Linked DNA regions of Homo sapiens: regions 2 and 3 are each linked to region 1. The links are chromatin loops, found by intact Hi-C in ENCODE. Cell type or tissue: PC-3. All regions are shown on one strand.

What was found. A loop is a pair of places that touch in the nucleus more often than their neighbours do. Peaks named below come from ENCODE experiments on the same cell type or tissue, not always from the same donor. Only the 100,000 strongest peaks of a DNase experiment are listed, where the experiment ranks them.
Region 2: it touches region 1 in a loop (4-fold over the local background); 4 of 110 quality-filtered maps call a loop at or near these places.
Region 3: it touches region 1 in a loop (3-fold over the local background); 4 of 110 quality-filtered maps call a loop at or near these places.

What each region holds. Positions count from the first base shown.
Region 1 is chr13:103,194,442-103,196,941 of GRCh38, forward strand. No RefSeq gene overlaps it. Among named protein-coding and RNA genes, the nearest start is that of SLC10A2, 130 kb to the left of the region's middle. In PC-3, no CTCF peak of the experiment used is centred here; a DNase peak (open chromatin) is centred at 1,540; H3K27ac peaks cover 1,821 bases.
Region 2 is chr13:103,321,285-103,323,784 of GRCh38, forward strand. No RefSeq gene overlaps it. Among named protein-coding and RNA genes, the nearest start is that of LINC01309, 100 kb to the right of the region's middle. In PC-3, no CTCF peak of the experiment used is centred here; no DNase peak of the experiment used is centred here.
Region 3 is chr13:103,353,449-103,355,948 of GRCh38, forward strand. No RefSeq gene overlaps it. Among named protein-coding and RNA genes, the nearest start is that of LINC01309, 71 kb to the right of the region's middle. In PC-3, no CTCF peak of the experiment used is centred here; no DNase peak of the experiment used is centred here.

The DNA.
Region 1 (2,500 bases):
TAAAATTGTTTAGAGAACAAAGATAGCACTACTTATCCTGAACTTGCGTCAGCCCCAGAGATGGTATTATACATGCCCCAAGTGGAGTGAGGATTTGGGGACCCTTAGGTCTGCTGCAGACAGAAACAATTTTCACAGATTGGCTTAAAACTTTTAGATTGGGGCATTGAGAAGTTTCAGAATAGAAGGGAAACAATTTTCAAATGTGAGTATAGGAGGATACTACAAAACTATTAGCTATATAGGAGAGAAGCACGGCATTGCTGGAAGCTTCTAAGTATCAGTGTCAAAAAGATAGGGATTGAGAGTCACATTTACATGCTGAAGAGCTGTGTGACTTCAGCTATAGTTATCAATCACTCTGTTTCCTGTTCTGTGAAATGCAGGCCAAACAAGGTAATTACGAACATTAGACATTAGAGATGTGAAGCATGCATGTTATTTTCTTTTGCTTTCATGGGTATGTATCATATAGTTCTACTTCTGTTTCCATCTTCCAGCATGACCTGTGGAGTTAACTGGACTTCTGTGTAACATCAGTATTAAACGTTAACAGTATTGCACAAATATTGACTTTTTAAAAGATGACTAAATGGACAGTAGCAGTAACTCATGTCCTTGTTTACATCCTGACAGTATTGATTAAACTTACAAGGGTATTGTACTATGCCAAGTGCTTTCCCTATGTGAACTCATTTAGTTCCCTCACCCACCCTGTGGAGGAGGTATTAGTATCTCATTTTGCAGCTGGAGGAAACTAGGGTCTAGAGAGCTAAAATGATTTGCCTAGGACTGCTAAGTGGTGGATTTGGGGCTGGAATGCATCCCGTAGGACTGCCATGGACCCTCTTGCATGTTCCATTAGAATGTGGCAGCAGAACTGCAGTGCGCGCACACACACACACACACACACACATACACACAAGCTAAAGTCACGTAAAAAATGGTCTGTTTTGCTGGGGCAACAGTATTACTAAGTGTGGTGATACTATGTTTTCTAATTTAACCATAATATTCCTAGCTCTAATTTCTTTCCATAGGGAGGTTCAAAAAACTTTAATACAAGATGAGCAAAATGCTTTCTCTTATAAGATATGAATCTAGAAGGACTCAACATTCTTTTTTCTTTTTTTTTCTGTTTAGTTTGTTGATGTTTTCCGAGAACTTAGAACAATATCCAGCATATAGTAGGTGCTGAAAAATATTTTTGAACAAGTATAGTAAAAAATGTCTTAGAATATAATCTTGGTTTAATCATAAGGTAGTATCACTTTAAAAAAAATTCTACAAAATAACCCAATTGGATTCCTCCCATCATCTAAACCAGTGAGTGAGTGTCTCAGACAATCAGGTTTGGATCCACACTCTATGGCTTTATTATTTGGTGCAAGTATAATTATTTAGATTTAGTTCTGAGTTTCTTTTTTTCTTCCTCTTCCTCTGTTTGCACCTAGGATTGTATCTGACAGTGTAGTTGACTCAATTTAATAAGAAAAGAGACAGAACACTTAGTCAGTGGCTGACACACAGTGATGACAAATATTTGTTTGTCTTCCTTCTCTCTATGACTTAATGACATGTCAGCTTACGATGTGCCTCTGTTGATATTTGTAAAATGTCTAGACTAACTTTGAGAGAGTGATATCAGTGAGATGGGAAGGGTTCTCATTTGTTTTAACAAAATGCATTATCCCCAAATGCCATAATGGATTTTCCATTAACAAATAGCGCATTCAGATTCCAAGCTGGAAGACAAGTAGCTATGTCTTTGTTGTAAGATTTCATAAAACAGATTACTTTTGTCTTTATTTTGTTTGACCTCAGCTGAAAGACAATTTTCATGTAGTTAAAGCCATTTTGGAAAAAAATCACGTGTAACCATCAACATCTGAAAATACTAAAATCTCTTGGTCTAGATACTTTATATTCGCATTTCTTGCAGCAGTTTTTTGTCATTCTATCTACATGATATGAAATGACCACCGTGCATATGTAAAATTGCTTCTGGGAGCTTCCTAATGTTTATCCCATATTGTGTTACAATTATTTTTGGCATCTAGAGGCAACATTTCCCTCTCAATCTAGACTTAGCAGTTCTTTTTTAATCCTCTGCCTTTGAAACAACATATTGGCAGATTGTTTGTTCTTATCTGAGGTTCGGGGAGTTCCCTGGAGTTTTAAAATATATGCTTTCTCATAAGCCTCATGTGGAAGTTACTGTTTTAATTCTTCTCCCCCACCATGCTCCTTGTTCTCTTCTTTGGGACAAACTCCCCACATCCTGCTGCAGGCTCTCCAGCTTCTCCAGTCTGTAAGCAGCTCCAGTCACTGCTATACTGTAGTCAGACTTCTTTAAATTTGAATTCTGCTAACATTTGTAACCTCAGTAAGATTGGGGTGGATTGAGTTTTGTCCCTGGAAATGCCACATAGATCCAGCACCAGGTATTATGGACAAAGAAGCAGAACGTGGGATTTTTCATATTTTATCTCAGTGTCTG
Region 2 (2,500 bases), 130 kb after region 1:
AATAGAGCTAGCATATGACTCAACAATCCCACTACTGGACATTTATTCAAAGGAAAGAAAATCAGTGTATCTAGGAGACATCTGTGCCCCCATGTTTCTTGCAGCACTATTCATAATAACCAAGATATAGAATCAACTATATCAAGCTGTCCAATAATAGATGAATGGGTACAGAAAATGTGGTAAATATACACAATGTAATGCCATAAGCCTTAAAAAGAATAAAATCATTTTATTTCTGGAAACATGGATGGAAATAGAGGACGTTACATTCTCACTCATATGTAGAAGCTAAAAAAAAGTTGACCTCGTTGAAGTAAAAAGTCAAACAGAGAATACTGTAGGCTGGGAAGTTGGGGAGGGACAGGAGGGACAGGGAAAGATTTGTTAAAGGATGCAAAAGTGTTTTGTGTTTGTTTTTCTGAGACGGAGTCTCACTCTGTCGCCCAGGATGGAGTGCATTGGTGTGATCTCGGCTCACTGCAACCTCCGTCTCCCAGGTTCAAGTGATTCTCCTGCCTCAGCCTCTGGAGTAGCTAGGATTACGGGTACCCGATACCACGCCCAGCTAATCTTTGTATTTTTTTTAGTAGAGATGGGGTTTCACCTTTTTGGTCAGGCTGGTTTTGAACTCCTGACCTCAAGCAATCCACCCGCCTCGGCCTCCCAAAGTGCTGGGATTATATAACTTCTAGTGTTCTATATCACTGTAGGATAACCATACTTGACAATAATAGAGAGCTTCAAATAGCTGGGAGGAGGATATTGAATATTCCCAATATAAAGAAATAATAAGTGTTTGAGATGATGGTTATCCTAATTACCCTGATCTGATCACTATACATTATATTTATTGAAATATCACTATATAGTCCATGAATATGTACAATTATAATTTGTCAATTAAAAAATAAAAGTAGTAGCTCAAAACAAAAGAAAAAAAAAAAAAAAAGAAACCCTGTACCATTAGCAATCACTCCTGTTCTCTCCTTCCAGACCCTGGAAACCACTAATGTAGTTTGTTTCTCTATACTTGCCTATTCTAGGTTTGCCATATAAGTGGGATCGTACAAGTGTTGCCATGTGTGCCTGGCTTCTTTCGCTTAGAACAATGTTTTCAGGGTTCCTCTAAGTGTAGCATATGTCGGTTCTTCATTCTTTTTCACCGATAAGTAATATTCCATTGTGTAAATATACCACTGTTGCTTATCTGTTTGTCCATTTATGGACATTTACATTGTTTTCACTTTTTGGCTAGTATGAATGATGCTGGTATAAATGTTTACGAATAAGTTTTGCTTAGAGGTGTGTTTTCAATGTTCTTGAGCTTATATACAGGAGTAGCATTGCTAGGTCATTTTGATAACATGTTTAACTTTTTGAAGTACTACCAAACTGTTTTCCAAAGTTTCTGTACCATTTTATCAACAATCCATGTATATTCTAACTCCCCACATTCTTGCCCACACTCGTTGTTATCCATTTTTAATTGTAGCCATCTTTTGCTTGTGAAATGGCATCAAATTTTGAATTCTATTTGCGTTTTCATGATGACTAATAATACTGAGCGTCTTTTTAGATGCTTATTGGTCATTTGTATATTTGAATAATTATTCAAATCCTTTCCCCTTTTAAAATTATTTGTCTTTTTGTTGTTGACATGTAGGAGTTCTCTATATATTCTGGATATTAGACCTTTAAAAGTCATATGATTTGCAAATATTTTCTCCCATTCTGTGGTAACGTCACTTGATGAACAAAAGTTTTTCTTTTTTAATTTCGATTAAGTGTAATTTATCTTTTTTCTCTCGTTTTTTTGTGGTTTTGGCATCATATCTGATAAATCATTGCCAAGTGTGAGGTCATAAAGGTTTACCTCCACGTTTTCTTCCAAGAGTTTTATAGTTTTAGCTCTTGCATGTAGATCTTTGATATATTTTAAGTTAATTTTTGTATATCCTGTGAGGTAAAGGTCCGATTTCTCTCTTTTACCTTTGGCTGTCTGGTTGTTTGAGCACAATTTATTGAAAAGGTGGTGATTCTTTTCCAATTGTCTTTGCATCCTTATAAAAATTAATTGACAATAAATGTCAGGATTTATTTCTGGACTCTAAAGTCTATTGCATTCATTCTTGTGACAGTACCACACAGTCTTTATTGCTATAATTTTGTGTTAAGTTTCAAAATCAAGGAGTGTGTATCCCCCACGTTATACTTCTTTTTTAAGATTGTTTCTGGCAGTTTGGGGTCCATAGACTTTTAATATAAATATTAGAACCAGCTAGTCAACTGAAACCAAAAAATCCCCAGTAACACCCAGCCATTATTTATATAGGAATTACATTAAATCTGCAAGTAATTTTGAGGACTGTTATTAAGTTTTCCAATCTATGGACATGGGATGTCTTTCTATTTATTTAATTTTAAGTATATAAGTCATGTACCACTTTTGTTAATTTACTCCTACATGTTTTTAATGCAATTGTAAGGGAAGAGTTTT
Region 3 (2,500 bases), 160 kb after region 1:
GTGCTCTGCAAATATGTCACATTTAATCCTTACCACAGCCCTGTACGATAGGTATCCTTTAGTCCAGATGGGAAGATTGAGGCTCAGGGAGGCCAATTTGGTGAAGAGCATATAGGTAGCAAGTGACAAATTTGGTGTCTGATCTTAGATAAGTGTGATGCAAAAGCTCCTGTTATTCCAGGACTACCACCAGCTCCAGACCTGTGAAGAACGTCTCATTTTATGATCATGCTACATAAGATGTGATGGTTTCATCCATTTTTTTCTAGGTTATCCTGTGGCTAATGGACAGTTGCCAAACCTCAGTGCTTTATGGCAACAAAAGTTTATTCTCACTCATATTAATTGTTGATATACATATACTCTTCATGTCATATTTATTTTGGGTTGATGCTGGAGGAATAGAGCAAAGACCGGACAATACAGTGGCTCTTAAAGCTTCTTACAGTAAAACACGTCACTTCTGTTCACATTCCATTGGCCACAGCTGGTCACATGGCCAAACCTTAGTAAGTATTATATGACTTATATTCATCCCATAGGGATAGTCCCTGGGGTGGGAAATGTTAGAAAATACAGTGAATACTTTAAACAAATAATCTACCACATGTGATTTCTGCATTACAATGCACGCGGTAGGGTTTGCGACACCATGCTTTCCTGGACTTCCTCATGTTTTGGTGGCTCCTCTGTATAAGTTTCTCTTACTGGCTCTTTCTCTTTCTCTAACTGATGTCTAAACACAAGAGAGTCCTATAATGCATTTCAGGCACTCCTTCTCTACGCTCCAACTCTTGATGACCTCATCTGGTATGGCTTTAATTACCATCAACATGCTGATGACTGTCTAATTTATCTTTCAAATCCTGACCTCTCTGGGGTCCAGCTGTCTTATGTTATCTCCACTTGAAATTCTAATATGCAGCTCAAATGTAATATGTCCAAAATTGAACTTCTGATTCGTATCCATCCCTACCCCAGCTGGCAATCTTCCCTGTTGTAGTAAATGGTACCAGCCACCACCCAGTGACTCAAAGGAGAAGTCTAGGCTCCCTCCCTTTTCCTTACTCCTACCTCAAATCCATCAACCACACATGTTATTTATATCTTTCAGATAATTCCTCAAAATGTCCATGTCCTCTGACTATAAATGCCAACACACTAACGCAAGCCTCTCTCATTTCTCACCTTGATTACTGCAGTAGTTAACTGACTTCTATACTTTTCTTTTCTCACTATAACTCATGTTTCACATAGTAGTCAGAAAGATCTTACAAAAGTACAAATGAGGTTAAGCCTTTTCCTTTGCTAAAAACCTTCTGAAGAATTAACATTGTATTTAGAAAAAAAGGTCCAAGGTCCAGGTCATAGACTGCAAGGCCCTAAATGATCTGGCAATTGGGTTCAAGAGTATCCCCCCAAAAATTTATGTCTACTGGCCGGGGGTGGTGGCTCACGCCTGTAATCCCAGCACTTTGGGAGGCCGAGGCGGGCGGATCACGAGGTCAGGAGATGGAGATCATCCTGGCTAACATGGTGAAACCCCGTCTCTACTAAAAATACAAAAAATTAGCTGGGCGTGGTGGCAGGCACCTGTAGTCCCAGCTACTCCTGAGGCTGAGGCAGGAGAATGGCGTGAACCTGGGAGGTGGGGCTTGCAGTGAGACAAGATTGTGCCACTGCACTCCAGCCGGGGCGACACAGCGAGACTCCGTCTCAAAAAAAATTAAAAAAATAAAAAATTAGGTCTACCTGGAAACTCAGAACATGACCCTATTTGGAAATAGAGTCCTTTAAGATGTCATTCGTTGTGATGAGGTCATACTGGATTAGCATTAGCCCTAAATCCAATGTGATGGGTGTCCTTAAGAAGAGAAAAGACACAAAGATACTGAGAAGATACACAGGGAAGAAAGCCATGTGAAGATGGAGGCAGAGGTCAGAGTGATGCTGCTACAAAATAAGAAACACCAAAAAATGTTGCCAACCACCAGCAGCTACAAGAGAGGTATAGAGACCAGACTCTCCCTCAGAGCCTCTGGAAGGAACCAACTCTACTAACGCCTCCTAAACTGTGAGCTAAAAAATGTCTGTTGTTTTAGGCCTTGCAGTTTGTATTAATTCATAATGGCAGCCCAAGGAAGCTAACACAGCTGCCTGCTGTCCTTGCCTCATCCCACCCCTGCACTCATGCCGTGATGCCACCCTGGCCTCCTTTTCATTCCAAAGCTTAGTCTCATCTTGAGGCCTTTGAACTTGCTCTCCTCATTATGTCTGAAAGCTTTCCAGGACTTCCTCCTTTATATCCGTATGTTTCTGCTCCACTACTTAACCTCTGATATTGGTTCTACATGTTCACAGTAAGTCCCTGGTTTGGGTATATGTAGAAAGTGTTTGTTGCATTTACTGTTGTCACCCATTTCTATACTTAAGGAAGTCAAAGAGAGGTGTGTATATTTGAAGCATCTTTAAACAGTAAGATTAAGTTGGTTCCAACTGT